Linked DNA regions of Homo sapiens: region 1 is linked to region 2. A link is a contact called in ENCODE Hi-C or POLR2A ChIA-PET data. All regions are on one chromosome and are shown on one strand. Each heading gives the region's core, a stretch centred on a gene start or an enhancer-like site at or near the end of the contact. The rest is flanking DNA. Distances are from core to core; before and after follow the strand shown.

Region 1 (4,779 bases), core at 985-3,484, 310 kb before region 2:
GGCTTCTAGTGCATCAGGCAGAAAGCCCCTTTTGCTCTGTAATAGTTGCTTGGATAATTCGATGTTTGGGTTAGGCTTAGGTTTAAGTGTTTAGGTTGCCTGGTCATGCTTAAGAGTAAAGCATTAAAAACCCAATCAAAAGCTCTTTGCACTTGGCTTGGGCATGTGGTCTATGGGCTTCACTGTTTGGTGATCCTCCTGGATCCATTTGTGAGGTCCGCCTTCTCAGGCTGGTCATATTTCCCAGAGAAAAGTGTCTCCCACTCTCCTGCCTCAAGGGTAATAATTCTGGTTACAAGCATTCTAGCAGTTGTGAGAGAAGAGAAGAAAATGGTGGGAATCTCACAGTCAGTATGCAAATTTAAATCTGATTTCCCTACTATTATCAGGGAATATCCCAGCCCTCAATTGTACCTGGCACCCCCGATTCAGAAGCCCTCTTTTACCTCCACAAGAAAATAAACATGCAATCTTCTGCTGGGGTTGAAGAAAGGATCTAGGAATCTGCATATCAGACTTTGAACCAATCTTCCTGTTTCAGCCCCATCTGGTGCCACTAATTCCTGAGCCTTGGGGAGTTTCTGCCATGAAATCAGGTTGCTGTTTCTTGGCTTTTCTCACTGCCAGTTTAGGATTCAGCTTTCTGGGTCTGCGAAGTCAGCCACCATTCATTCATGTGCTTTCCAGCTTCTAAAATTGTATTGCTGCTTAGGGATAGGGATATGTCTGCTCTCCCACACTCTTTATCTTCGTACATTTAAACATTTTACAATTTCTTGCAGTGTTGTTTTTGTAGGGTTTTGGAAGAGAGGGTTAGTAATCAATTGCACTTGTTCAATCTGCCATCTTGAAGCAGGGGTCTTTATGCTGAAGAACAACCAGTACTAAAACATCCAGATCCAGCCTGGGTTCAGATGCTGGCTTTAGTACATGAATAGCTGTTTAACTGTGGGTAAGTTATAGAAACTCTCCATACCTTAAAGCATTCCATGAGAGTTAACTATTATTATTATTATTATTATTATTATTATTATTATTATTATTATACAGTATTTACTATGTGCCAGCACCTATAGCAAAGGCAGTGGGTCTGCCAAGATGAAAATTTCAGATGAGCTGCTGCTCTTTCCAGCCCCAAACAGGTATGACCAGTTTCCCTACTCTGGTCTATATCATGTAAATACAATATGTACCTTAAGTAAATTATCAAGCAGGTGGAAGTTCTAGCTGTGCAAATACAGCTGGTAACAATGTAAATACAGCATTTAAATGAACTAGAGGCCAGCAAGGCAGGGCAGTTGTTTTCAAATGTAGTTGAATCTCTTCTGTTGTGAGTATAACAGCCATGGGCATCATTTCCCCCAAATGACTTACTCACAGATTTATTTCTGAGCATCAAAATCATGTTGTCTATTACTTGTTTTGCAGGGCAAATGACACCATCTGGACCCTGGAAACAGCACATGTTTGGTGCAGTCACCCTCCCCCAAGCCAGCATCTTAAGCAAAGTCTCCTCCCCCTTTAAATGAGCCTCCTTCATGTTTTCCTTTCTTCTGGTCCGCTTGGTTTTCATGTTCCTCTCTCTGCTCTCTTTGTCCTGCTGAGCAGACAGCAAACCTGCAGGTTCTGTGATCCTGCTGCTCAGCTTTAAAACAAAAAACAAAAACAAAACCATGTTGCAATTTGTGAACTTTCTCTCCTGGAAGGCATGAACCATCAGCTTTCCTGAAGGTAGCTACTGCAAAGCACTGGTCTTACAGAAGAAAAGGACTGATGAGGGAAAGAGAAAGGGACACAGACAAAGGAAGGAAGGGAAGCATTCAGAAGGAGGGAGAGAGGCCAGCCGGCCCCCAGGTTGAACCACATACTCAGCCTTTAAAAAACTGGGCTTCTTTAACATGGATGCAAGTACCAGCCAAGGTAGTTCCACTGCAGATTCACCACCGAGATGAAGATGGCTAGACATTTTTCAAATGAGAGTAACTGGGCCTGTACTACAAGACGTATTCAGGCTATTAAGATCTCCATGCCCTGCCATTCCCTCTGCCTGGAATGTTCTTTCTCCAGTACTTTGTATTCTGATGGTTCTCGACCCTAGCTTCAAACCCCAAACCCCTGCTTCTAGATAACAGCCTCACAACAGATAATTCAGGGGCCCACGTATTTACAAGCCTGGGAGGTGATCCTGAAAGCTTTGCAGGTATATTCTTCTTTGGCTCCACCCACGCTCCAGTGAGCACAGCTGCATCTGCTCAGTTATGCTCTCTTCTTCCAGACACTGCCAAAAATGCTGAGATACACAAGATGCCAGGCCTTGAGAATCAATGACAGATCCACAGCTGAACTGCTTGAAGGCAGGGCTTGACCAAGTATCTAGTGTGGCAACTCTTCCAATTTTCCCACTTATAGCATGTTTTCATTTTTCAAATTTCAGAATTTATTATATCCCTCCCCTTTCTCTCTCTCTCTCTCTCTCTGTCTCTCTCTGTGTGTGTGTGTGTGTGTGTGTCTCCCCTCTCTGTCTCCCTCCTCCACCACCACCTTAAGATTCAGACATGTGCCTACTGAACACAAATCTGAATGGAAGTCTCCTCTTTGAACTAGAATTGCCCAAGACGAGGGCCCCATTTACTAGGTTAGCTTGTTCTCTGGTTTCCTTTTGGTTAAGGGTGAGTTTTCTCCCAAGAAGCCCTTATGCAAACTGATGTCTGGTTGGCAAGCTCAATACAGACATACCCAGACATGCCATACCCCCATGTGTGGGCACAGCTGATACCCACTTGATCCCAGTAAAACATTCGTAATCCCTTTCATGCTGTCATTGCTTTCGCCCAACAATTCCACCATAGAGAGTGAAGATAAGATTTTTTTTTATTGACCAGGGCCCTTGGGTGCTTCTTGAGTGTGGCTTTCAGGGACAATGACATCGCATGTTAAATAACTCTTTGCTAAAGAGCTCTGAGTACAAACAAATGTTATCCTCTAACATACCCTAAGAACAAAGTGAGTAGGTTCTATCCCTGTCCTACGCTTTGGCCTCCTGTCTGAGGATCTGTCCCCCCCACTGCATCCCCATCTCATCCATCCCCAGAATTGACTGGTTTAGTCCTGTTGGGTCCCAAGTTACTTGGGGGCAGGCAGAGCTGTCTTTGGCACAAAAGTGGAAGCAAGTCCACATGGATCATCTGGGCCCCAGCCAGTGTCTCAAGGTATAGCCACTGGATCCTTAGATTAACCACCATTTGGGTTCTTGGCTAGTTTCTTGGCTGTAGAGGAAGATTATTCTACTTGCCTTGGGCCATTTCTTCATTCCCTACTTCTGATTTTTATGGTAGGCCCAGGGTGCAAATAGCACAGTTTTCAAGCTGTTCTTTCTTTGGGGGGAATCTCTGCCTGCATTGCACATAACCTCGGGGTCCTGCTCTCCCCTGGGCAATAGCAAGCACTTAATTTATGCTGAACCCATTGGACCCTTTCCCTCTCTGGATTTTGAATCTTGAGCAGAATGATCCAGGAATGAAAGTGATGACCTTATAGTACAGCTACTCCATCCAAGCTTCCTAAAAGGACTGCTAATTCCTACTCCCTAGATCCCTGAGATGCCCTTTTTCCTCTTTCCAAAAGCTGACCTATTCAGCTTTCTTTACAATTCTGTGACTTTTCTTATAGTCTTCCAATAAATCCCTTTTTGCTTAAGTTAGCCTAAGTCTGTCTCTTAGACACCAAAGAGTACTACTGGATAGGGATGGCCCTTTCACCATCGTTCTCTGCCACCTGGGTATCCTTTCCCCAAAGCTGTTAATTTTAAAGCCAGGAAGCTCAAGATCCTCCCCCAACCCCCGCCCCCCGCCATATTCCTACAAGATCCAGGCAAACTTTGGCTTCTGATTCCTTGCACCTTCTTTCAGAAAGTGGCCATTCTCAGTTTAAATAACAAAAATCCTCCATCCGTGATCCCTTTTAAATAACACTGCATTTATGAGGCAGGGTTCAACAGAATGGAAAACAGAACCATTCAAAGTATTGAAAACAGGCAATTTAATGCTGAGATTTGGGTTTCCAAGTGACAGAAGAGCTGATAAGCCAAACTGAAGATGGTGAAGCAACTCAGAGCTTAGCAATAGCAGAAACCCCTACCAGCCCTAGGCTGTAAGGACAAAAGGAGGTGATGTTACTGGTGCTCAGGGTTTAGGGTCACTGGAGCAAACTGGGACCATGGTAAGCACATCTGATGAGAGCTGGAGTCAAGAAGAAGATGCAGCAACTGCTGAAGATGCCACCTGTGGCAGAGGCGGGGAGAAACACCTGGGGGTCTCCTTTCTTCCTGTCCTCCCATCTCTTGCCTCCCATGTTCAAGCTAGCTGTAACCCAGCTGGCAGAGGAGCCCAAGAAAGGAGGCTGGGAGGTCGGTCTCACTGTGGCACAGAGCAAAGCAGAAGGAGGACAGGGAACGGATCTGAGAGGACACAGAATGCGGACAGCACCTGCCTCATTATTTAAATTATATTTGCTAAAGTATTATTTAATGTTTAGAATAAAACGATTTTAGCATTTAAATAAATAGCATGTAATATGTGTATATCAAGGTTCAAAAGGTATGCACAATTTTAATTCCTTATTAAATTATTAAATTTGTGTGATAAATTATATATTATCACACAAAACACAATAGGGAAGTCTTCTCGACTAGAAAACGCTTTGTATCTTGATCGTGCTCTCTATGTAATCAACAGGACTGTTTCTTTCTTTACTGTTTGTGTTGATGACACTGTCTTGTAC
Region 2 (4,657 bases), core at 1,325-3,824:
ACAGGTCTGGGGAGACAGAGTGGTGACAGACACTTGGTGGGCAGACCTCTAAACCACTGTGCCCAGGAAAAGCAGAGAGGACTCCAGAGGCTTCCAGGAATTAAGGAGCAAGCATGGGGAGGGGCAGAGCCGGGGTTGGGGCAAAGGTCCATCCAGCTGGAGGCCCAAGCCTGAGCTTTCTGCCCTATTAAGCCCTAGTGCAGTTTCTCAGCTTCAGCATTACTGTCCTTTGGGGCCAGATAATTCTTTGCTGGGGGGTGGGTGGGTGCACTGTAGGATATTCAGCAGCATCCCTGGTCTCTGCCCATTAGATGCCAGTAGCACTTCATCCCCCGCAGCTCCAGGTTGTGACAGCCAAATTGTCTTCAGACATTTTTAAATGTCTCCTGGGGGACAAAATTGCCCCCAGCTGAGAACCACGATCTAGTAGAAAGGGCCGAATAGCAGAGATGGCACCCGGGGTCCTACTCGGATCCAGCCCTGGAGTATTCTCAGGCAAGTAACTGGCTGGCCTCAGTTTCCCCTTCTGTGAACCAAGGCCTCAGTTTTTTAGACCCATCTCCCTCAGATCTAATGTCACGGGAGTCCAGAATTCTCTCCTCTCTCTGTTCCCCCCACTTCACCAATGGATGTCCCCCACATCTGCCTGCTCGGCATTTTGGGGGCCTTCTGTGAGCCCCCCACATCTGCCTGCTCAGCATTTTGGGGGCTTCCAGTGAGCCCCCCCACATCTGCCTGCTCAGCATTTTGGGGGCCTTCTGTGAGCCCGCCTCTGTCTTCACCTATCCCTTAGGCACCCCCTTTTCCCAGGACCCAGCTCTACCTCCTTGTTCTTTTCCAGACAGAGGAGAGCTCTGCTTGGCTCCCCTCTATCACCCTCCACCCACAAACTAACATGTCTAAAATCAGCCACTTCACTCCTCACACCTTCCCAGGAAGCCGAATACCCCTTAGGACTAGTCACTACCCCTCTCTCCCTCCCTAGCCCTCTGAATCTTCTCCCCCAATTTCCTGCTCATCCAGCCCCTCCTTTCTCCAGCTGTCCTAGGTTAAGACTTTATAACCAGATGCCCAGATCACGGGTGGCCACAGGACATTAGGAGAAAAGGCACCAGATTATCTGGGTGCTGATCCCCACTCCGCCATTTGCTAGCTGTGACCATGGGCAAGTGACTTCATCTCTCTGACCCTCAGTCTCAGCCTCCAAAATGGGAATAACATCAGGCACGTGTGAGTAACTAATGACTTTGTGTAAAGCCCTGGAATGCAATAAAAACCTGTATGTACACCTATCAGCAGCAGCATCATGACAGCCCCACTCATGCAGGCTGGTCCTGTGGGCACTGCAGGTCATACTCTGATGAACTGCCCCTGCCAGCAGTTGAGAGTTTGGACTTCTTTTATTTATTTATTTTTTTGAGATGGAGTCTTGCCCTGTCACCCAGACTGGAGTGCGGTGGCATGATTTTGGCTCACTGCAAGCTCCGCCTGCTGGGTTCAAGCAATTCTCCTGCCTCAGCCTCCCGAGTAGCTGGGACTACAGGCGTGTGCCACCACACCCGGCTAATTTTTTGTATTTTTAGTGGAGACGGGGTTTCACCGTGTTAGGATGGTCTCGATCTCCTGACCTCATGATCCACCCGCCTCAGTCTCCAAAGTGCTGGGATTACAGGCGTGAGCCACCGCGCCCAGCGGAGTTTGGACTTCTTAACTTGGCACTCAAGGCCATGCACAATGGTGGCACCACTATTTGCAAAACGAGCATGTGCACTCCACGTAGGCCTCACACCCCACCTTGGGGATGTTCACAGGCCTTCCAGGCTAGACTACAACTCTAGCACAGGGAAGCCAGAGCAAGCTGCCCTAGGACTAGGCTCTCAGCCCTCGGGGCTCCCAGGTTTGGGTGGATGAAGGGTGTGGCTCTCCACCGAGGACCAGAGGGAGCAGGAGAGTAAGCACTCCTAGTGCCCCAGTAGAGAGAAAGCGCCACCCCAGCCCCCAGCAGCTACAGCATCTGATCTGCCCAGTCTCAGGGCAAGCAGGGCAAGGGCCAGTCACTGTTTTGCAACTGAGGACACTGGGTACCAGAGAAAGTGGCTGTCCTCCTCAAGGTCACACAGTCAGGCTGGGGTAAAGCTGGGCCAGCCTCCCCTGGGAGGTTTCGACGTCTCCTCTCCAGACTCTACGTTCTGGGTGTCCAGGGGGCCTGCAGCCGCTGGGCCAGGGAAAAAGGGACAAAATGAGGCCAGTCCCTCCACCCCTGCGTCCCCATCTTACAGCTAGGGGTGGACCCAGGCCCGCGGACAGGAAGGAAGGAATGTAGGATGGCAGGACAGATGGGCAGGGCGGGAGGGGAGAGGGTCATCTCTTCTCCCCCCGAGTTGGGCCCTACCTGGGGAGCTGCCCACTGGAGCTCCTGGACTCAGAGCCGCCGCCTCTACCTACGTGCACAGGCTCCACAGGTGAGTGTCTTCGGCCCTCAGTCACTTGGCGCTTCCGGGTCCTCTAAGACAGGGTGAGAGCACGGCTCCACTCCTTCTACGATCCTAGTGCGGCCTCCACAGGCCCCAATCTGCCCAGGCTCCACTCCCTGGAAAGACCCCGCCCCTGCTCCGATCCCCGCCCAGGGCGCCCTTTGGCCTCGGAGGCGGGGGCGGGGCCAGACTTCATGCCCCGCCCACCAGACCCCGCCCCAAGTCCCTGTGCCACCGCCTGCCCCACCTCCAGAAAAGTGTGGATTTCGGAACGGGGCGGACCTAGCTCCTCCCAGATTTGCTTCCAGCTTGCTGTGTGATCTTGGGTGAATTCCTTCCTCAATTTGATCCCATTTCCTGTTTTGTCAAGGGGGAAAGCCGCCTTGCAGGATTTTAGAGATGACATGAAATGACTTTGCGCGGCTCCTGGCGCTCAAACGTCCCCTCCTGGGGGCAGCTTTTCCTGAACCCACCCGTATCTCCCAGACTGGACAGGCCCCTCGCGTCATCTGTTCGCATAGCCCACAGTTGTAATTTCATATTTGCTTGAATGACTACTTGATTAATGTATATCTCTTCATTTAAATTTGAACTCTGAGAGCAGGTCACGTACATCCTTACACTCCAGCGCTTATCAGTACCTCGCCTGACAAACAGCAGGCGCTCCATAAATGCCCGCACCTTCATTCCATCCCTGGGACGTTCTGGTCGAGCGGCAGCGGGCTCAATACTGACACTGGCCAGCAGGGGGCAGGCGGTGATCAGCCTTCTGGCCCAGCCGCGCTCCCTCCCTGTCTGCAGGCACTGCGGGAGGGGACAGGTGAGCCCAGGTGCGCCGAGGCACGCGGAAGGTGCATTTACTCTCGTGCCTTGGGCAAGGCCCGGGCCGGGAACGGCTTTTTCCTCTTGGATCTGTGGCTCGCGGCTTTCCTGGACCAAAGACCTTTCCGACGCCCTATGGCCCCTGCAAAGAAGCTGCCCTGAGAAGGGCCTGGAGATGAAGTAATTTGTTCTAAAAGAGAGAGGGCACCGAGGAAAGGCTTGGCGGAGCAGCAACGGCGACGAGCCAGGCTTAGAAACGACTGGGCGGTGAGGAGGAGAGGTAGCTGCCATTATTCTGACTCAGGGTGACAGAACCTGTTTGGAAGTGACTGGCCTCAGTTGTCCTCATTTTGGCAGAAGTCATTTAGTATCAGTCCTGATCCCAGGTAGTGTCTGGCTGCTATCTCAGAAGAGCCCTGTTGGGAGCAGAGCTATGTCAAGGTGGCCAGGAGGGCAGCGTCATACATACCATTTTCTGTAACATCAGGAAATCCCTGAAGGGAGCCCGAGAAGGAAGGAAGGAGAGGTCACAGGTTGGGGCTACAGATGCCGAAATCAATTTACCTCTTTGAGCCTCAATTTCATCGGCAAAGGTGGTGATAAAAGCTACCTTGCAGGATTCTATTGTGAGGATTTACAGGATGAATTAAATAAGTGGTTCTCAACCTTGACTGTGTGTTAGAATCACTGTGCCCTAGACGAATACTGATGCCCCGGATACTGGGAGTTTAAAAACCTCTCCAGTTGGTTGTAATGTACAAACAAGGCTGAGAACTGCTGATCCAAATTAAATGCAGAGCACAGCGCCAGGGCACACACTAGGCATTCAGGAATGTTTATCACATATTTATTTTTATTTAAAAAATTTTTGTGTCACACATTTTTAAAGATGGAGCACAAATTGTTTTCATTGTTCATTGTTAGAGGAAAAAAAGTTGATATAAAGGTTGTTGCAGAAATTGCATTTGCGGCTGGGGTGAGGTGGCTTACGCCTGCAATCCCAGCACTTTGGGAGGCAGAGGTGGGCGGATCGTCTGAGGTCAGGAGTTGGAGACCAGCCTGGCCAACACGGTGAAACCCCATCTCTGTTTTTTTGTTTTTGTTTTTGTTTTGAGATGAAGTCTCGCTCTGTCACTCAGGCTGGAGTGCAGTGGCACCATCTCTGCTCACTGCAAGCTCCACTTTCCGGGTTCACGCCATTCTCCTGCCTCAGCCTCCTGAGTAGCTGGGACTACAGGGGCCCATCCCCATGCCCAGCTAATTTTTTGTATTTTTAGTAGAGACAGGGTTTCACTGTGTTAGCCAGGATGGTCTCGATCTCCTGACCTCGTGATCCACCCACCTCAGCCTCCCAAAGTGTT

Evidence for each region. A loop is a pair of places that touch in the nucleus more often than their neighbours do. ChIA-PET counts read pairs that join two places held with the same protein, here RNA polymerase II (POLR2A). Pooled maps may share reads with other maps.
Region 1: a loop to region 2 is called in a map of Caco-2, with 8 times the contacts of the local background. The contact joins the enhancer-like site here to the promoter of LPIN3 in region 2. A Hi-C loop is called at or near these places in 1 of 168 maps with a recorded cell type or tissue (Caco-2) and 2 of 50 pooled maps. POLR2A ChIA-PET finds 5 or more read pairs at or near these places in 6 of 52 experiments (A673, BJ, Caco-2 and 3 more).

The regions. Positions count from the first base shown.
Region 1 is chr20:41,647,158-41,651,936 of GRCh38, reverse strand. No RefSeq gene overlaps it. Among named protein-coding and RNA genes, the nearest start is that of CHD6, 31 kb to the right of the region's middle. RefSeq lists an enhancer at 1,372-1,889. Within about 2 kb of position 2,234, at least 3 of the 41 ENCODE cell types and tissues checked have a DNase peak (open chromatin) inside an H3K27ac peak, as active enhancers do.
Region 2 is chr20:41,338,738-41,343,394 of GRCh38, reverse strand. It overlaps LPIN3 (lipin 3), which reads right to left and starts at 2,574. Exons shown (of 20, transcript NM_022896.3): 1 at 2,393-2,574. RefSeq lists a silencer at 2,593-2,752 and an enhancer at 2,913-2,962.